2 separate regions of the Homo sapiens genome follow, and region 2 is linked to region 1. The links are chromatin loops, found by intact Hi-C in ENCODE. Cell type or tissue: CD14-positive monocyte. All regions are shown on one strand.

Region 1 (2,500 bases):
TGAAGGCATCCCTTCCTTCCCAAAACGACAACGGCAACAACAACAGTCTCCTTTACTTACAGCTATTAAAAGAGACAATGTAGGGAAAGGGCCAACACCACTTGGGCAAGCATGAGCTGCAGCGATGATGGTGATGGTAGCCCAGCCATGCTGTGTTCTTATCTTAGAGAGGACAGAGCAGGAAACTTACAGGGGTAGCAGACCTTTCTGATGCCAAAGAAATAAGGAGGCCAAAATCATGTTTGCCTAGCTGGGAGGTAAATCTCTTGGCAGTCAGGGTCCCTGAACACCCAGAAAAAATAAGTGAGACTTAACGGTTGGAGAGTGTTTGCTTGAGAAAAGTAACATTTCACACTCTCTATACTAGACTTGCACATATGAATTTAGGATGTGCGTGAAGATTCTGCTAGCTTCAACATATCCCAAAGCACTTGGATATGCCTATAATCCAAGTGCTTTGGGAGGCTGAGATAGGAGGATTGTTTAAGGCCAGGCATTTGAAATCAGCCTGGGCAACATAGTGAGACCCTGTCTCTACAAAAAATTAAAAAACTAGCCACCCATGGTGGTGAGCGCCTGTAGTCCTAGCTACTCTGGAGGCTGAGGTGGGAGGATCCCTTGAGCCCATGAATTCCAGGTTAGTGTGAGCTGTGATTGTGTCACTACAGTGTAAGGATGACAGAGGGAGACCCTGTCTTAAAAAAAAATTATGCTAGCTTTTAAATCAATGGTTCCCAAATTGTAGTAACCTGACCAACAGCCTCAGCAGGACCTGGGAACTTGTTATAAATGCAAATTGTTTTGGGCCTCATCCTATACCCGCTGAATGAGAAACTCTGAGTCTGGAAGCAGGCTCAATAGTCAAGCCCCCTGGTGATTCTGATGCTTAGCTAAAGTTAGAGAACCACTGTTCTTAGACATTGTGCAATGTTATACAACAACTTCCTCAAAGTGCTAAGTGAAAAGGACATTGGCCTGGCGTTAGTCAGGGAAGGCGTCCTGGAGGGAGGGGAATTTGAAGCAGAGCTTTGAAAAACAAAGGCAGTGAGGTGAACCAGCAAGTGCACTGGCTGAGGGGACTGGAGTTCTAGCCTCTGAACCAGTTTCCTCCTGTGCCAAAGGAGGATAATAATTATCTATTATTGATTATCTCCTAGACTTGTGGAGTTCAAGTGTGTAATGCCTTAAAAGATGTGGAGGCTGTTGCTGTGTTTGGTACCACATTGCCCACCCTCACGTGGCGCTCTTCAGCTTAGGTTCCTCTAGCAGTGTCAAGTTTGTGAACCAACCCCACTGGCCTTCTGCATTCTGAGGGCACGTGTGTTAAAGTCTCTACTGATGTCCTTTTGGAAATGCCTCTGCATGAATTTATGGTAGCTCTGACTCATCTTTAAACAATTTTAATTTATTTAGAAAATAAAGGCTTATCTCTCCAGGAAATTTTTTCTTCCTTCAAATAAATACTCAGTTCCAAATATCTCAGAGAATCCTGAGAATTCATTTTAGAACATGTTAATACTCTTTTTATGAGTATCATGTTTCTTACTGAGTGTTGTGCTGATTGTGAATTTATTACCACTCTGCTCCAAATTCATTCTTCATAATAGGCTCAGTGACAATGAACAGAGTTCCTTTAAAAAGTCAGCACATTGTTAAGCTTTTTCAGTAAAGGGCCCCGGAGGGACACAGCAGGAGGAAGGGGCTCTCCTGCAGCTTCCAGCTACTGCGTGGTGGGTCAATGAAGTGGGTGGGAAGACATCCTGTGTGGCGCTGCCTGTGGTCCCTGCCCCTCCAAGTACCCCATTCTATCTGCAGACCCTCGCATCTCCTGTGCTTAATCCACCCACTGCCTGGAGGTTTCCACTGAGCAGTACTTCCTCTGCAAGCCCCTGCCTCAAGCCAGGAGGGTTTCTTCCAGCTTATCTAGCTACTTCAGGCCAGCTTTGGCCTGGGTAAACCTGTGAATGTCTCTGCTACCCAAGGTATGGGACTGAACCATACCTTCTCCAATAAGATCTGCGCCCCAGCCTTGGGGAGGAGTCACACTTCCGAGTTGCTCTTCTTTGGATATTCTCCTTCCACCCTAGGGTTTTTTGCTGAGTTTTCTTACATATTATAATTATTTTCTTATTATGTTTAATAATTCTGTTAAACTTCCTCTGTTAAACTCATGGTGGAGTTTCTATTTCCTGATTGGACTCAGGAGGATACATGTGTCTTCTCAGCTATACACAGAAATCTGTGAACTTTCCAAAGCTACTACTTGAATTTGCTTTTTGCTCATGAGTCTATGGCATGGAGTTGGTTTGCTTTGCTTTGCGGTGTAGCTCTTTCTTTAAGAGCTGAGAATGGATGTTCTTTTTTTGCCAAAACCATCCTCGGAAGTGCCTGCTCCACTTTTTTTTTTTTTTCTTCAATTATTTATTTATTTATTTATTTTAGATGGCATCTTGCTCTGTCGCCCAGGCTGGAATGCAGTGGCGTGGTCTCGGCTCACTGC
Region 2 (2,500 bases), 900 kb after region 1:
TTTTTTGCATAATTAAAAATTTTTCAGTTTATTCTTGCTTCTTTCCTGTTTCTCATTTAACAAAGTAGATGAAGGGAAATTACAAAATAGTGGAAAGATTTAATATAACTGGTGATAAGTTGAGTCTCTAGGTGGAACATCGGGTGGACAGAAAAAGAGGAAGAGGCATAGATGAGGCACAGGATGCTTTTGATGTTATCAGGCCTGCTTGAGGTCTGGGGGTGACTGAACTGCCTCTGGAAAATGGCTTTGAGGTATGTGACTGTGAGATGTGAGACACAGAAGTTATGTCTCTGACACTTGGATCCTACATCTTCCTGAACATGTGGCCAAGAAGTTTTTTCAATAAAAGAACATGCCTTAGAACCATGAGAGGAAGGAATGCCAGGATTCAGGAGCTGCATGAGTCAGCTGGGCCCGATGTTTGCTGCTTCATAATGCCAAGGGCATGACTTACAGCTTCAGTCTGGTTTTCCCCAATTCAATATCAAAACATATGCCTCCATGGAGGCAAATGATGTTCCTCCACCAAGAACCAGCTTCAATGAAACTGCAGTGTCTAAGTAACTGCAGCTTTTTCTTTCTATGTATTGATGTCTGACATGATTTAAATATTTGTCTCCTTCAAAACTCGTGTTGAAATTTAATCCCTGATGTGGTAATATTGACAGGTGGGGTCTTTAAGAGGTGATGAGTCGTGAGGGTTCTGCTCTCATGAATGGATTAATGGCTTAATGGACTAATAGCTTATGATGGGGTGGGGCTTGTGGCTTTAAAAGAAGAGGAAGAGAGACCTGAGCTAGCTCACTAAGCTGCCTCTCCATGTGATGCTCTCTGCTGCCTGGGGACTCTGCAGAGTCCCCACAAGCAAGAAGGCCCTCACCAGATGGGCTCCTCAACCTTGAACTTCTCGGCCTCGAGAACTGTAAAAAATACATTTTGTTTCTTTATAAATTACCCAGTTTCAGGTATTCTGTTATAAGCAACACAAAATGGACTGAAACAATGACTAAGAGCAGCTGTGTTCACAGGTATCTCCATTTTCACATTTTAACTTAGTTCATCACCAAACCCATTACATCTTACTTCCCTCCTTCATACTTTATTCAAAGAAAACACTGACGAATTTCTTAAGAAAACTTGGTTAAGGACTGTCATTTGTATGAGATGGAAAAAGAGACCATTTCTGGCAAGTGAGACGAGCTGTGAGCTTCTGACCTAGGTGCTTATAAGCATTATTTCAATTTAATATTCCTAACAATCCTGCAAAGTGAGTACCGTCATTATTCTTATTTTATAGATGAGAAAATAGAGGCTTAGCGGTGTTTGTGAATGGACTAAGGTCATACAATTAGTGAATGGTAGAAATAAGATTTGAACTTCATCTGGTGTAGCCAAAGCACATCCTCCTAAGCACTAAAAAACACTGCCTCCTGGTGGCAAGATGAAGAAGTTCAACTCCATAACCAAAAGGATAAAAACCAAGGTAGATCAGGATAGAAGCACAGAAGGTAGACATAAAGCATGTCACTTGCTTAAAGAAGCCCCTGTGTTGGATTGTTTGTTCAACCCCCTTACCTACAGGCTCCCCTGCTTAGTTTCACTATCTGGTTCTCCCTTAAGAAGTTTCTTTCCTAGTTTCACTCCTTTACTCTCAGGATAGCTGAATGCAAAACCAAACAAACAAACACAGGATCACTCTGCTTAGTTCTTTAAATTATGTACCAGTCAAAACAAAAATGGCCACTCAAAACATGTACCCTGAGTCCCAGAATCACACAATCATAAGAATATACACATGGTTTCCTACGACGAAGTTATTCTTCTAAGCTTTCCATAAATCACTGCTCTTTCATCTCTGCCCTACCTATTCTATCGGTTTTTAGTTCAGTAACTATTTGTTTTCAGTAACTGGACCCTAGACCCTTCAACCAGACAACCAAAGTGCCTATTTTCCCAGCTGCTAGAAGTGTTACAGCTGACACCTGAGTCTGTGTTCCAGGACTGCCCTATGCTGAAGGGAACTGCCTTCCCCAAGGTTGCATCCTTCCATGGAGAAAGCCTGAAGCCAAGGATTTAGGGTCTATGAGGAGGTTCAAGGTCACAGCCTTCTTGCCTCACTTAGGCATAACTAGAGGCCATCCCAGCTCTAGGGTTCCCAGGGGGATTGGCTGCAGCCCTCACTGCAATTTAACTTCTCCCTCCGCCCAACCCAGTTTCCCTCTCTCCTTTATAGGTGTTCCCAAGAGCACCCTCTAATAAACTTCTTGCAGGCAAATCTAACAGTCTGTTTCTTGGGGACCCAACATAAGACAACATTCAACTCTTAACTTCAGTCATATTCACAAATACTGTCACTTTAAATAAAGTGCAGGAATGCAGTGTAAAGATACATACACCAGAAAAAGATGTGACTATAAAGTGCAAAAATATACCAGAATGTAAAAATAATACATGAATTTAAAGTCCATGAATCAGTCTCTCTCGCATACTGCTAGAA

The links. Peaks named below come from ENCODE experiments on the same cell type or tissue, not always from the same donor. Only the 100,000 strongest peaks of a DNase experiment are listed, where the experiment ranks them.
Region 2: a loop joins it to region 1, with 2.7 times the contacts of the local background. A loop is called at or near these places in 2 of 110 quality-filtered maps.

The regions. Positions count from the first base shown.
Region 1 is chr1:158,184,988-158,187,487 of GRCh38, forward strand. CD1D (CD1d molecule) reads left to right here. Exons shown (of 6, transcript NM_001371762.2): 6 at 1-1,440. Among named protein-coding and RNA genes, the nearest start is that of CD1D, 5.3 kb to the left of the region's middle. RefSeq lists an enhancer at 702-1,215. In CD14-positive monocyte, no CTCF peak of the experiment used is centred here; a DNase peak (open chromatin) is centred at 964; H3K4me3 peaks cover 1,923 bases; H3K27ac peaks cover 1,964 bases.
Region 2 is chr1:159,087,958-159,090,457 of GRCh38, forward strand. It overlaps a transcript of AIM2 not described here. Among named protein-coding and RNA genes, the nearest start is that of AIM2, 12 kb to the left of the region's middle. In CD14-positive monocyte, CTCF peaks have their summits at 1,452 (motif pointing left) and 1,652; DNase peaks (open chromatin) are centred at 214 and 424; H3K4me3 peaks cover 909 bases; H3K27ac peaks cover 2,500 bases.